Linked DNA regions of Homo sapiens: region 1 is linked to region 2. A link is a loop called in an ENCODE intact Hi-C map of the cell type or tissue named here. Cell type or tissue: dorsolateral prefrontal cortex. All regions are shown on one strand.

Region 1 (8,000 bases), 220 kb before region 2:
GGGATTCTAGTCAGCAAGGACAGCCGAAGCAAGGTCCTGGGGTCAGGGAGAGACACTCTCTGCCTCTTTCCCTTATTCCTACCTCAACACAAAACAAACGCACAGCACCATTACTTCACAAGCCCTTTCCATGGAGATGCCTTATCACTGTGATGAATGCTTATGTACAAAAATCTTTTACACGTTCAGGCAATTATTCTGTAGGATGGAATGCTGGAAGTGGTTTTGCTGACTCATAACATTATGAACATGTCATTTTAATAGATACTACAAATTACTTTTCTAAAGACTTGTACCAATGTACTATCTTTCTGTCTAATAGCATAGCAAAGGCCCTTTTACCCATACTATTTCCATCACTGGATATTATGTGTCTTACTAATTTTTGCTCATATGATGTTTTTTACTTGTTTTTTCCTCTTCATTAGTAAGGTCAAGGATCTATTTACATGTTAAATGGCTATCTGAAATCCATAAGTTGTCTTTTCATGGTCTTTCTATATGCTTTGCCATTTTATTTGTCAACATTTATAGGCAAGTTTCTTTTGTTGATTGATTTGCAGAAGGTATTGGTTCACTAGTGTTACTTGTCATTTTATGTGCTACACTTATCTGTCTTCCTCAAACTCCTCCTCTATCCCCCACCCAATTGCCCTCTCAACTTCTGCCTTTTAAGATATCTTTTACCTTTCATAAGATTTTATGTAATCAAATCTGCTGATCTTTTCCTAAGATTATAAACTTATCCTTCTGTATTTTCTTTTAAATTTTTAATATTTTCTTTTTTACATAGAAAGCTGCAATTATATGAAGTTTGTTTTTATATAGTGAGAATTAAGGCTCCAACTTAGTTTTCTTACAAATAGATAATTGCTTCAGTACCACTTAGTGGAAAAATCATCTTTTCTCTATTGGTTTGAAATACCACATTTATCCTGTATTATTAATATCGTACTCTCTACTTTTTTAAATTAGCAACTTACCTACACTTCTCTCTCTTCTAGATTACAAAAATTATATGGACTTAAGGAAATTCAGGGTTCCAATTCTAATAAAAATTCCATATTTCCATTAATCGAAGCCAAAGTCAGCGACTTGAAAACATATTCAGGGCTTCTCATGTGTTTTGCAATCTGCCTCTGTCACCAGCTTTACTACACCCTCCTCAACAGTGTACTCTACGTGGCACATGGCAGGACACTAAGCAAATATTTGCTGAATGAGTTAATGTGCAACAGTGAGTTCAGCTTACTCAGATAAAAGTATATAATTTAAGAGTCATCATGTAATCAGCATCAAGTTTCAGCTTATTCATGACAATTCCTAGAAAGGGCAAGTGATAGTTTGTATTACTGAAGGAATTCGACAACTTCACTCCACTACTAAAATAGTCTATCTCCCAGAAAACAATGTTACAGTGCAGTTGATGGGCCCTTCATGGTGCTGGCCACTCCACTCTTCCACTCTCCAAGACAACCATTATGTACCTTATACTCTCTCCCCAAATCTCCAGAAGCCCTCCCCACCAGAAGAAAACTTTCCCATCTTCCCACCACATTCCCATGCACCTGCCTTCCCCCCTGTTAGAATAAATGCTCTTGATTAGGAAAACCCTCCCCCTCTCACAGCTTACTTACTCAAGAACTTTTTAACACCTCTCTTTCCTGGGCCATTCCTCTCTTCTAAATCATTCTCATCATCATACAAACTGAAAACATCTTCATCTTAAAAAAAAACAAAAACCTTCTTGTTGGCCCACATTTCTCTCCATCTACCACCACCACATTTCCCTTTCCCCTCTATAGCAAAATTCCTTGAAAAAGTGCCTGTAGTAACTGTGGTGTTTTGCTTTCCACTTTTCTTCTTCTTGTACATATTCCAAGTTTTACTCCCCACCACCCCTCTAAATTTATGATTGGGGTCATCGCTAACATCCACATTGCCAAAAATTACAGTCAGTTCTTAGTGCTCAGCTTACAACCTCTGTCAGCAATATGTGACACAATTGATTACTCTGTCCTTAAAATAATTTCTTTTCTTGGCTTCAAGGACACCCAGTTCTCATGGTTTTTTCACATTTTACTGGCTGCTCCTTCTCAGTCCCCTTTGATAGATTCTCCCCATCTCTCTGATTTCTACATGTAGGAGTGGCTCAGGCCTCAGTCCTTGAAACTCGAGGTAGTTTCATCTAGTTGACACCTTAAATATCTTAGAGACTCCTAAATTTTTGTTCACCATACACAATCTTAGCCCTAAACTCAAAACTCTTATACAACTACACACTCAACATTTTCACTTGGATGTCCAATCAATATATCAACATCAACATGGTCAAAATAAAAATAAAATGAAACAACAGAAACAGCAAAACCCTCCCCCTCTTTCTCCAGCATCCATCCATTCAGTTACCACCCTAGCTAAGCACCCATTAGCTCTTGCCTCGGTTACCCTAAAAACCTTCTAGCTGGTCCCTATTTCTATTCTGCCAAATTCCCACTCCCCCGGTTCTATTCTTCACAAGTAGTTCTCATGATTCTCTTAAATTCTAACAGGCTATGTAACTTCTTTACTCAAAATTTCCCGTGGTTCCTCATCAACTGAAATAAAACCCAGTATCTTTCCATAGCCTACAAAGTTGTGACCTAGGTCCTCCCTATCTGTCCAACCTTATCTCTTACCAAGACCCCATCACTCACCATTTTCCAGCTAAAACAGACTATCCTATAAATATATAAATAAAATGGTGCCTTGCTCTGCTTCATATACCCATCAAACTAATTTCTACCTCAGCATCTCTGTATTTGTTCTTCCCTCTGCCTGAAACATTGTCTCTGAAGATATCTGTATAGCATGATTCTCATTTAAGTCTCTGCTCAAATACTACCTTCCCTCTATTTTTTTATCTCAATTTATTTTTCTTCATAGTACTTAGTACAGTCATCCCTCTCCACCTGTGAGGACTGGCGTCAGGACCCCCACTCCCAGATAGCAAAATCCATGGATGCTCAAGTCCATGATATAAAATGGTGGAATATTTGCATATAACCTATGCACATCCACCTGTATATTTTAAATCATCTCTAGATTACTTATAATTACTTATAATATCTAATACAATGTAAATTTTATGTAAATAGTTGTTACACTGTTGTATTGTTTAGGGATAATGACAAGGGAAAAAAAGTCTGTATATGTTCAGTACAGACACAGCCATCCTTTTTTTTCCAAACACGTTCAATCCCTGGTTGGTTGCATCCATGGATGCGAAACCCACAGACATAGAAGGCTGACTGTACTACCTTACATTCTATTATGCATTTATTTATTATCAGACATCTTAACTAGAATGTAAGTTCTATGAAAGCATGGATTTTTAAAAATTCACTTTTGTATCCTCAGAACCTAGAAGAGTGCCTGACACATAATAGATACTTAATAAGTGTTTGTTGAAGAAATGAGTAAACAAATGAGCAAATATACAGTCTGTCTATGAATTTGGCTTAATGATCCTAGCTTAATACATAATCCAAGAGGGAAAAAACTTGTTTTGAGCATTACTCACTTTTCGTTGTTTTACAGAGTCCAATTTTATGAGCCAATATGAAGCCACTTTGGTTTTATGATACTTCCAGTTATCAATGATCTGTTTGGAAGGAGGAACATTAAGAAATTTACAGGTTGAAACCCATTTTTTAAATTAATTTGTGTAATGAAAGCACTATAATATACTTGCAACAAATAATGCCAACTTTCATAAAAACACATGTGCAAAGATTTCTAATACAAATTAAAGAAACCATCTACATCCAAAGCTTTCTATTCTAGTTGTATTAAGAATACAATCTCTGTGGCCCACACCTGTAATTCCAGCACTTTGGGAGGCTGAGGCAGGCAGATCACTTGAGGCCAGGAGTTCAAGACCAGCCTGGCCAATATGGCAAAACCCTGTCTCTAAGAAAAATGTAAAAATTAGCTGGGTGTGGTAGTGCATGCCTGTAATCCCAGCTATTTGGGTGGCTGAGGCACAAGAATCACTTGAATCCAGGAGGTGGAGGTTGCAGTGAGCTGAGATTATACCACTGCACTCCAGCCTGGGCAACAGAATGAGACTCTGTCTCAAAAACAAAAAACAATCTCCAATGAATGAAAGTCAAATGTCTTCAGGCACATAAGATTTGGCAAGAAATCCAAGAAATAGATTTTTCATTTGTATTTTAGAGGCTGATTTATCATTCATAGTAATAAAATATTGAATAATGCATTAGAAGGCAGCCTATATGAGAATTCTACTACTTTGTTTTATTTTTGTGCAAGTCTGCAAAACTTCTGAATATATAGTCTTGTAATATATACTGTAGTAAACAGATTAAAATATTTACCACATGTAGTGAACACACAATAAACAATTTGATGTCTGCTATAAATATTCATTATATTTTATTAATTATATAAGCCTATATACATTCTTTATAGAACAATCATGATAGTCAGAAATATTAGTTTTACTCTTTGATTGTTTAATTTTCTTCTACCTGATTCAAAAAGATGGGATATAACTAATATCTCTAAGAAATATATAAAATAAAGTGCTACAAAGTCATTGGCTATATATAGAAAATTTTATCAAATAAGATGACATAGGTAAATAAAAGCACATCTAGTATAATACTTAACATCCAATGCTTTCTTTCATTTCCTTTAATGTAACTAAGTAGCACCTAGCTTGCAAACAAGTTACCATTTTCACTTTTTAAAAATATATATAACAACAAAATATATAATAATTGGGGGCTTTGCTTATGACTGTGTCATCAGTACATAATATAAATTCTAGTTATGGGTGTTTTTTAGCAAGAAAGTCTCTTTTATTGTTGTTTGTTTGCTTTTTGTTTCTACACACTTACTTCAGACAGGTCTAAAGTATATGCTAAAAAACGAAAATGCCAAGTGCATGGCTGTAGTTTTTATCCTATAACTGGCCACTAGATGGTGCCCTCTCCTCTGGGAAAAAAAAACATATATTTTATATACATAATTTATAAAATTATATCTGTAAAAAAAAAAATGGCCCAAAATATATTTTTATATATTTATAAATATACATATGGCCCCCAAAAAACAAGGTTCTATTACTGAAGGAACGAAAAGGATGTTTGAATGAAGAAATGTAACCTTGCATGAAGAAATGCGCTTTCACAAAAATTATCTGAAATAACTTGGACCCTCTTTCTAAATTAGGAGTAAGTCACTGGTTTTAATGTGAATTTTAGGACCCTCTGACATTTTAGAATGTTCCACTGGGTGGTGCACATGTGTGTGTAACAAGAAAAACACACAGCTCAGCATAAGTCATTTCAAAAATCTGACCCCAAAAATGTGACATTCAAGGTGTCACATTCAAATATTCTTGACATTTTATGCCACAGCCCCACATTTTTCATCATACCCCATTCCATATTAGTTCTTTCTAAATCTTTATAGAAGCAGGTTTAACATGATATTTGATTAATCATTAAGAACAATAATTATTTAACACTAATTATTCTGACTTGATGAAGCAGACTTATCATTAAAATAGCACTATATACTAAAAGATACTTTGTACTGCTGATTATAATCTGATCTCACTGTCCATGAATTGTAACAATTAAAATAAACCCCTGTATTTTCTAAAGCTAGTAGAGGTTGAAAAGAACATCAATTAAATTTACTATGTCACTGAGCATAATGCCTTCAGGAAATAAATTTTAATATTTTAAGAAGAATAAAAAGGTACCAGCTCCTTGGCATTTTAGATACATCACATACTCACATCTTCTATCAGAAGTTCTGATTCTGCATCTGACTTTCCTGGAAACCGGATCTTCATGTCTTTGAGAACAAATAAGGTCTGACTTGTTAGATCATCTTCTTGTTCTTTTGTTTTCAGTTGCCGCAAAGACTCACTCTTAAATTTGAAAGAATACAGATATTTGGAGGGGGTCTTATTTCATTGTGCCAGTATAATCTGAAAGATATTTCTAGGTAAAAATGATGCACTTTTAACTGAAAACAATAACAATGAAAAAGGAAGAAAATTTTCTTTTACACTTGTGAATTCTTTGGATTAAATGGATATGAATCCCAAGAGTGTCTTTCACACTTCCACAAGGTTATACTTATTTAGCTCAAAGTACTAAAATAAAAATATAAATACTTAAAAAGGACTTCCTGGTCAGTTTCATTTGCTACATATACCTTAGGCAATTTTTCTTGATTAGAAAAAAAAATTCATTGTTACCAAGTGAAATTCACTCACTTATATTTCCTGACTTCCCTTTGGAAACATGATCCATATTAAATAAACAAATTAAATAAATCCTTAGTCTATGTGAAGGTAGTCGGAGCTATCTATTTGAGCATCTAAAAGTAAGCCTTCTTACAAACTAAATTCACTACTTTCTAAATATCAAATCTCTGGGATTCATGCTAACAAGGGAATACTATATGTTAATTTAACATACAGAACACATTATAAATAACATTGTACTTAAGTGCTCTAAGGAGAATTTATCATTTTTTAACCTATTAATCAACTGTCCCATTAAGTAAAATTTTCCAAATTTCCTCAAATTTAAAGATAGACTGCATAATACACTGCAAAACCATACATTTCCTCAGGTAATTTTCAGTAATATTATCCTACTATATCAGCAAATAGAAAATAAAATAATGCTATTCTCAGTGCTCATCTTTGAGTTCTGTGATAGAGTGAAGTCTGCACTTTTTAAGAGTCATACTAAATTGTAGGCTAAGGTAGGTGAATAATCCAAATTTCAAGAGGTCATGAGTTGAATTATGGAAAGGATCTGAGGTTCAGTCTGTCCTCCTCTCATCTGATCCCCTTTGCCTGAGTACAGAGCTCCCTGTAATCTTGAAAGAGCAAAACAGATGACCTACCACTTGAGAGTTGGTAGAGCAGGCATCATTACTGTGAGGCAGATGCCTCATGTAGGAGGAAGCACGGTTTAAGGAATGTGACCGAGATGCAGAAGTTGGCCGTGACACAGATATCATTTGTTGAGCAGAAAATGGGCGGGTGTCCCCACTGGAAGGTGATTGAGCAGAGATGGACCGAGGGCAGCTGACTGAACGTCTTATGGAGCCTATCAGTGATGGAGAAGAGGGATACTACAGTAGCAGTATTAATACAAGTTTTTCACTGTATGAAGTCTATATAAACTAAAGATTATAGCAGCTAGTAGTAAAGTAGCAATAAATGTCAAAGCATAGGCATCATCATGAGAATATGAGTTTGGAATACACTTTTCAACAACAGTGAACTTGTTGCAGAAGAACCCCTGTAATGTATAAAAAATGGCCCTTGTGGGAATAATACTATCAACAATCCTTCAATGTTATATCCTGAAAACATGAGCTAAGAGAACCAGAAGAAAGGAAAATTAACATTTATGGAGCATATTCTATAAGCCAGGCATTGTGCTAAGTGCTACACTTATATCTTAGTCCTCATGGAAACCCTCTGAAGTAGGGATCTCCATTGCCCAGAGGCTTAGAGAAAGAACTTTTTCAAGGTCATACAGCAAGGAAGTGGTCAAGATCAGGTTTCAATCCTGACCCTATCTAATTCCAGTGTCTTCCCTTTTTCTATAATACCATGATGCTATCCACTATCCCTTGAGATTTGACTGGTCACTCACAAGAATCTGTGTATAGGTTAGAGATTGAACATTTTACAGCAAGATTCATAGGGAGGGCTGGAAAGGCATACAGGCTAAATAGGTTAAGTTATAGAATTTAGAAGCCATGAGAAAAAAAACAGTAATAAAACAAAAGAAAAATATGCAGATTATCCTAACGGAGTTTAAATACAGAATTGGTTATTATAAAGAGTAGTACTGAACAGAGAGTATTTTAAGTCACAAGAGTAAATAATTTTTTAAGTAGGTTAAATTCCTATAGAAAAAGACAAGTGAAGAAAAAAATGTATGGATCTATAG
Region 2 (8,000 bases):
ATGAATATGATTTTTTTCATTGTTCAGAAGCTGGAGCTGGAAGTGACTGAAATACTTCTGAGAAACCTTATTTCCATGACCATGCTTGTCATCAGAAATACATATTCAAATATCATAGAAGAGCATCTAGTGGGGAGAACTTTATTTTTATCCAAAACTTTAAGAACAAGGAGTCCAGGAAATATATTTTATAGCTTTCCAACCTGTCCAACTATTAAAGAAGGAGAATGGAAGGGACATTGAATGAACCAATTTACAATATCCAGCATGGTCCACTCTTTTGGCTGTTCATCACCTATTTATACCCTTCTACTGATGCTTTCAAAGAATGGCAATTACACTATTCTACAGCTAACTTAATGCTACTGTCCTTCATATAAATGAAAACACTCAACTTCTACCCAAAAAGAGAGATCTAAAAATCCATCAGCCCGTATATCAATTTCTAGATGATATTCACTCATATCATTTAGCCATAATATCACCTTGACTTTCCACAGCCCTAGTACTAAATTATAAAGTTAATGACCACGCCTTATGTAAAATTCCTGGGGAAAGGCAAGAAGGAAATTGATGTGTTTATATGTACACACATACATAGGCACACATATAGCATAGCAAGGTGGCATTTATGAGTAGCTGCTATAGTCCTTGTTCTGTTTGAAAGTTGCTATAAATTTCCCACTGCAGCATATAAGTGTAGAAGGGATTCTTTTTCAGGGTAGTAGTTTAGACCATCATTCTTGAATCATTGAGACCTTGGTAGTGTTTCCTATATTGGAATACTGAAGTCTTCTCTGTTTTTATACTCAATATGCAAATTACAAGAAAGTACCCCACCTCCATCTATAACACAACTTTATGTCTCAGTAATAACCAGGATTAATCACTCAAACAGAAGTAACTTTCCTTTTCGGCCTGTATTTTTCAGTGAAATGTGACCAGAATGCCCAGCTGGCACTCTAAACTTCTGGTTCAAGGGATTAATTGTTACAGGTACTCCCCATACTTGAAGAGTACTTCTAAATTCATATTTCTTGAAGAGTACTTCCAAGGGTATTAAAATGTCTCAACTGTTAAAGAGTCCAAAGTTACAGAGACAAGAAGTAGAAAATTTTCAAATGGGTAACTTATCATACTATAGTTCATTAATTTTGACATACATACTTTTGTCTCACATTTTAGTGTATTCGAAATTAGGATGCTTCCTAAAATGATGACATCAGTCAGGCAATTCTTGTGATGTGCTTGTTATTGTCTATACATGCACAAACATGAAAATGCGTATCAGCAGGTTGGAAGAAAATATAGGAGATGGTAGTAGAGCGCCTCAAAAAATACTGTATCAATATTTTTGATATAAAGAACAATAATTGTGTAAAAACACACAATAATGACTGTGCATCAAAAAATAGTCTGGAAGAGTCAGACTATGAATATGAAAGCATTTTAGGAATTTCTTAACAAGTTTAAAATTTTTTTCACTTCATATGTTTACAAGAGTGATATTAAAAAGTTATGTCTAAATAAATCAAAAATAGTTCTCTCTTAATAGGGAAAAAATTTATAACTGACAAAGTATCTCATAGTTTAATTGCTGTACATTTTTCTTTTTTTTCTTAGTGGTACATGATATAATGGTGATTTTTATAATTGATAGTCATAGATTCAGTGAAATAGGGTGGTGATATCTACCACTCCCACCTCCACCTTCTGGTTCCCAGATACTTGTTTTTTATGGTTGAAGAAACACCAGGTAATGGTCCCTGAGAAGTTTCTTTTGTGTATGAGCTACAAGATTTCAAGACTTTTCAAATCTTGATCTTAGGTAATTTTTGAAGTAACAATAATCACTAATAGTTTGTCTTTAATGTTCTTGTACTAGCTATCACGAGTTTTATGTATCTTTGTTATTGTTACTATTTTGTGTCAATTGCCAAGAGACTTAAACATCTTTTCTAACATGTTCATATTCTCTTGATTAATTACATTATGAAACAACATGCCTATTCATTATTTTTATTTGGAATTTTTCCTTTTTTCATGATTTAGTGTATTTGTTACAAAAAATAACTTGAATTCACTTTTCTATATAGGAACATTTTTATTGATTTTATGTCTCCTCTTTATAATCTCTTTCATATTTCATTATGTTTCTTCTAAATTTATCTTGTTTTTTTAATACATAAATTTGAAGATGAAAAAGGAGGTACTCCTCATATACATTCATGTATTATACATATATATTCATATACATATATATGTACACATTCAAATCACAAGTCTGTCATTTTTAACTTTTTAATTGAAAAATCCCCAAACTTCTTGCCAATCGTAGCTAAAACTGTACATTACCCCTAAACTTTCCCTTATTCAGATCTCTAAAATGCCTGGTGCCACTCCATTAGCACCTGACATAATGGAAAGTGTGAAGAAGGGGAAGTTGGAGAGAAAAGAGACAGCAATCTCAACCAATTGCTATTAAAATATCTTACTTTTGCAAGTCTTACAAAAGCATGTGTCCTTGTGAACACAATGCTAGAATCTCTCCCAGGGTATTAGAAGGGTTGCCTGCACTTGAGAGGTCCTGAAATTTAATCTCTGTTAGCTTCACAGTAAACCTGCTGTGGCCCTCAGATTTCAGTTCTCTTTGTGAGAGAAGCCCTCTCCTCTGGCTGGCAATTTATGATTCCCTTGCACACACTCTCTTTTCTGGGGTCTATAGGACATAAATGTATTTTCCCTGCTATTCCAAGTTGAGCCCCCTCTCAACATAATTCTTTTCACTCTGCCACTGAGCAGAGGTGGTTTTATCTACCATTTAGTACCTTTACATTTTGTACATTTGGTGAGTCCCCCCAAAACAGTCCCTAACTCTTATAAATCCTAGCAGATAGGGTACATGTTAAGTCTCTGAGTGGTTTCCTTGAAGCCCCTCAGTTGATTTGAGGTAAGGGTGACCTCCTGCCCTGAATGTGTTGCATACCTCATAACTGCTCCAAAACAATTCTCTCCAGCACTCTTCAGCCTCTCCCTCTGATGTAAATTGGCTAATGTTGGCAGATCTGGCTTTAAAATCTAGTTTCTGTGGGTGGTTTTATTTTTCATTTGGGAAGGCTGGTCACCTGATAGAAAAATAAAAATAACCATGTTAAGACAAATTGGTGTTTTAGCTGTCTGCTTAATTGCTTTTGGCCTTCAGTTTTCTCTTTGAAATCTTATACTCAATTGAGCAAATGTTTCTCAGTTGAGGGTTTATGTGTTCTAAGTCCTGTGATAGGTACCAGGAATGCAGAGATAAACAGATCCATTGTAAACAGTCAAATGTAATAGAAGAATCATATGGCTAATCTGCCATATATTAAGTCATAGTGTCTAAATTGCATTAAACCAGCTCAATATAAGAACAACTGTTTTCTTAAAAGTTATATGAGATTTTATAAAAGATTTTACCTTGCCATTATATAGTAATTATGATTGAACTTACCAAATTAAATGTAATGTGACGTTTACTAGTATTTTTCCATTAAATTGTTAGTGAATTAAAAGGACGTTTTGGAATTATATGGGGGATCTTTGGAAGACTTAATTTTTTCATGGGTTGTATAAATAGATTTATGAGAGGGAAAATGGATATTAGTTTCTGATATGGTAGTTTATGTGAGAATTTTATAGTTTGATTTGTATAAATAAAATAATGTTATTGCATATTTCTGGTACATTACACTTTTATTTGTATAATAACCTAAACTTGTGTTTATCTTATATTGCTAAAATTTAAGGTAATGACAATAAAAGATTTTTCTGGTATGTATGTGAAGCCTAAATGGCCCCATTCTGCCACCTTCTGGCTGACTCCGTAGCTTATAATATTGTGAGGTAAGTGTCATCTAACCGTTCTGCCATGGTTGGCAGCAGACCATATATTTGGGGCCTGGGTGATTTAAAACAGGGTCAGTTTAAGCAATAATGTAGTTCTAGTGCCTCAGGCTCACCTTTATTTCATAGTTCTAAAATGTGTTAGAATTTATTGGAATAGAATACCACATAGTGATGTATGAGATTGTTTCTCCCAGGGTATGGAGTTGTAGTTAATTTTGACTTTTCTGCAATACTAAAGTTTCTTCAGATATTACTTGATAATTAAAACTGTATCAACATGGTAAGCTATTTATCAGAATCATCATAAGAAAGTTACTTGGAGAGTGATATAGAAATGAAAGTTACTGAAATCAGCACCAATTCCTTATAGAGAAACTAATGGGTTCAGTAATCACTTACTAGAGTTCTAAAATAAAAGGAGAAACCATATGTACAACAACAAAGTACTAACAAAATCTTAGTAATTTAAACCTCTAGTTTTGTGACACTTCTATATATTGCCATTTATTAAAAAAAAGAATTTGGGAAGGCTTAAAACTTTTGGAAATGTAATTCATTTAAAATTGGTTTGATAAACTTTTTGGAGAGGGATAGAGAAAATAAAGTAGAACGCTATAAAATGTTGCAATTTGTGACCTTTTGCAGCACACTTAACCTCTTTGTCACTCTGGAAAATGGGATAATAATATCCAATATAAAGGTAGATTGTTGTGAGGAATAAATGCTTTATTTACTTCATGTGAAACACTTAGAATGATATCTGACATATAATAAGTTAGCATTGTTATAGTCAATCTTACAACATTTAGAATATGTTACATAGTCTAATATAAATGGATTCCAAAATATTCTAGGCAGTAAGCTTTGTATTTTCTTAACATTTTTACACTCAATAATATTAAATTAAAAGAGAGAAATTGAAGACTGGAAATGCATAGCTCCCTAAAGTAGTGTAGAAATATATGTGATATATTGGGGCCTAATAAAGGGCCTTTATTTCTGTCTGTGACTCATCTTTTAGATACCTAAAGCTATCTCATAAAAAAGCTATGGTATCTTGAAGAAATTAATCAATTTAAAAACATTTATTGAGTGTATACTGTGTGATCATCAGTGTGTTAGATTCTGGTAAGAAATGATATGAGAAACTCACAAAAAGAAGTATAAACATGCAATTACTACAATGTGGTCAGTACAGTAACGTGGGTGTTAATATATTTTAGGAACTAGAAGAGAAGAAATAACATTGAACTACACTTTGATTAACAAGTAGGAATTAGCTAGGAGAAAGTCGTCTTACATAAATGGAACTTCTATGCATGATTTTTGACTACTGGTTTACCTGAAGTTTCTTACATTTTGTATTAGTATAACTTTACAGCCTTTCATATCCAGAATGCTTTTACACACATTATCTGAAGAGTGAGGTTTTCAGGTTATTATCTGAATGGTGAAAATTGGGTTTCTATCGTAGTAATTATGGGTGAAGGGGAAATATGTGTTTTTTAAAACTGGACATTTGTAATGTTGCTGTCTGAGCCTATAGCCCCCTACCTTCACCTCTTTATGCTGTGGAGTCAGGCAACTACACTAGCAGTCAAATGCCTGAGGTTCGCAGTTTGCCCTATCAGTGCTCTTGAGGGTTCTCATGTGAGTGAAAGGAGTGACTATCCCATGCCCTGCACCATTTCTGTGGTGGTAGTGGTGGTTGAGGGAAGAAGTTTCATCTTCACATTTCAGGTATTTAGAAAGCCCATCTGGAGATTTAGTTATGGGACTACCTGGCTATAGTCTTGGCTAGGGCGTTAGTAGATCAATGAAATTTTCTCATCAACACGAAGGGCTCTAAGTGTTAAAGGGAGACAGTGCCCACATCAACCATGACTAGGAGTTTCACATGTCCATATTTCATACATTTTAGTACTCTGGAAATAGAATCCCACTTTCCTCATCCCCATCACCTTATTACATTTAAGTCTTGTGTTAATTTTCTATTATTGCTATAACTAAATAGTGGCTTAAATAGTGGCTTAAAATAACACCCATTTATTATCTCACTGTTCTGTAGGTCAGAATTCTGGCAGGCTCTTATCTGGAGTTTCTGGGGAAGAATTTACTTCCAAGCTGATCCATACTTCTGGCAGAATCCAGTACCTTATGGTTATAGGACTAGGGTCTCTGTTTCTTGGTTGACTGTCATCTAGGGGGCTCCCTTAGCTCTTAGAGCCCTCTCTCTGGTGCTTCTACATAGGCTGTAATATCTCAGAGCCAGTAATGGTGTGCTGATCATTCTCACACGTGAAATTTCATGACATGTTGCCATGGCTCTCTTCTGCTCCTAGCTGGACAAGGTTCTCTGCTTTCAAGAGCAAATTTTTTTAGATCGGGCCCACCTAAGTAATCCAGAGGAATCTATTTAGTCACTAATTAGTAGCCTTAATTACATCCGCAGAGTCCAGTTAGGCATATATTGAAACATATCCACAGTTTCCAGGCAGTAGATGGAATTAATAGGGGGAGCATTCTGCTTATCAGAAATCCATCGGGAGTTTAGAAAGAAGAGGAAGTACAGAGAGCCTACGACCTTTGGTATGCATTTCAAGACTCAGTCACAATTAAGAGGAGGATCTACTTAATAGTTAAAGAAAATTTAAACCATCTTTCTTCCCTAATACAACCAGAAGTATAAACTAGTTGTTAACAGATATGCATATGATTAAAATAAAATTTAGAAGGCAGTGATGTGTTTCAGACTCATATTCAGCTATCTTTTTGAAATCTCCATTTGTATGTCTAGTAAGCATCTCAAATTTAATATGTCCAATAGAATTTTTTATTACAACACCCCTCCAGCCCCTTCCTTCAGAAATGGGATAGTTCCCTTGACCCCTTCGCGGGACTCACAAAGGGATTGACTTGTTTACTCAGCTCGCAGCTCTCATCCCCTCACGGGACGGGGAGCATGCAGGTGAGTGGGTACAGGGACTGGGACAAGTGCTTCTGGGCATCCGCAGGAGTAGAATCCTGTGCAGTCCAGTGGAAGCTTCCTGGGGGGTGGGGGGGAGGGGAGGGGAACCTGTGACCTCCGGAGTCCTAGAGGGCATGTGTTACAGTGTGCTCATTTAGCTTTGCCATCCACAGACAACTTAAGTGTTTAACAGATCAGTGGAGGGTCAGGGTGACAGCCTTTTGCACCCGCCCTCTTGGTACCCGAGTACTTGTCTGGCATCCAGGAAGAATAAGGTCATATGAATGAATTGAAGGGTGGTGAATGTGGAGGATTTTACTGAGCAGTAGAAGTGGCTCTTGGCAGGATGGGGAGCTGGAAAGCGGATGGAGTGGGAAGGTGGTCTTCTCCTGGAGTTCAGCCGTCCCCTGTGGAACTCTTCTGCGAAGTCCTGCTGTCAAGCTGTTCCTCTGAAGTCAAGCTGCTTCTCTTTGATGTCCTTCTGCTGCCTCTCTTCTCTCCTCTGCCACTCTGCCACTCTGCTGGTGGGGCTTGGGGTTTTTATGGGTACAGGATGGGGAGGTGGGGACAGCCAACATGGTTTTGGAAAAGGCAAATTTGGGCAGGAAAACAGGAATGCATGTTCTCACTTTGGACTGCAGGTCCAGGCTTGAGAGTGTGGCCCTCGTTGGGGTCTGCCCTCTTCTACCCAGTATTTCCCCGCCTCCTGTCTATATCACTTCCTCACCCTTCCCCAGCTTAATAATAACTGGCATCACTACTTATTCACATGCTCAAGCCAAAAAAAGTAGGAATTATCTTTTATTACTTTTATTAATTTTCTGGGTTCAATGAATCATCAAATCTCCTTGTTTTTCAAAAATATATATGAAATCTGTCTGTTTTTCTTTCCCACCACAACCTCAGTTCAGGTATCCATCATCTCTTGCCTGGACTTTTGCAGTAGTCCTTAACTATTTTTCATGTTTCCATTCTTACCTTCCACCTACACAGAAGATTCCTGAATCCATTCTCTTCCTAGTAGTCATACTCTTTTTGCCTTATTCCTCTATCTGGGTCTTTAATTCCCAGCTTCATCTGCATGGCATACTCTTCTTCCATCTTTCTGTAAGTTCCTCTTTTCTTTGTACTTCAGGTCTTGACAGCTGTG

Evidence for each region. Hi-C counts contacts between places; a loop is a spot of excess contacts. Peaks named below come from ENCODE experiments on the same cell type or tissue, not always from the same donor. Only the 100,000 strongest peaks of a DNase experiment are listed, where the experiment ranks them.
Region 1: it touches region 2 in a loop (5-fold over the local background); 27 of 110 quality-filtered maps call a loop at or near these places.

Annotation. Positions count from the first base shown.
Region 1 is chr1:83,900,517-83,908,516 of GRCh38, forward strand. TTLL7 (tubulin tyrosine ligase like 7) reads right to left here. Exons shown (of 21, transcript NM_024686.6): 16 at 6,940-7,145; 17 at 5,813-5,947; 18 at 3,563-3,643. Among named protein-coding and RNA genes, the nearest start is that of LINC01725, 44 kb to the left of the region's middle. In dorsolateral prefrontal cortex, a CTCF peak has its summit at 4,977 (motif pointing right); no DNase peak of the experiment used is centred here; H3K27ac peaks cover 3,028 bases.
Region 2 is chr1:84,119,146-84,127,145 of GRCh38, forward strand. It overlaps a transcript of PRKACB not described here. Among named protein-coding and RNA genes, the nearest start is that of PRKACB, 21 kb to the right of the region's middle. RefSeq lists an enhancer at 3,770-3,919. In dorsolateral prefrontal cortex, CTCF peaks have their summits at 3,838 (motif pointing left) and 4,045; a DNase peak (open chromatin) is centred at 3,866; H3K27ac peaks cover 848 bases.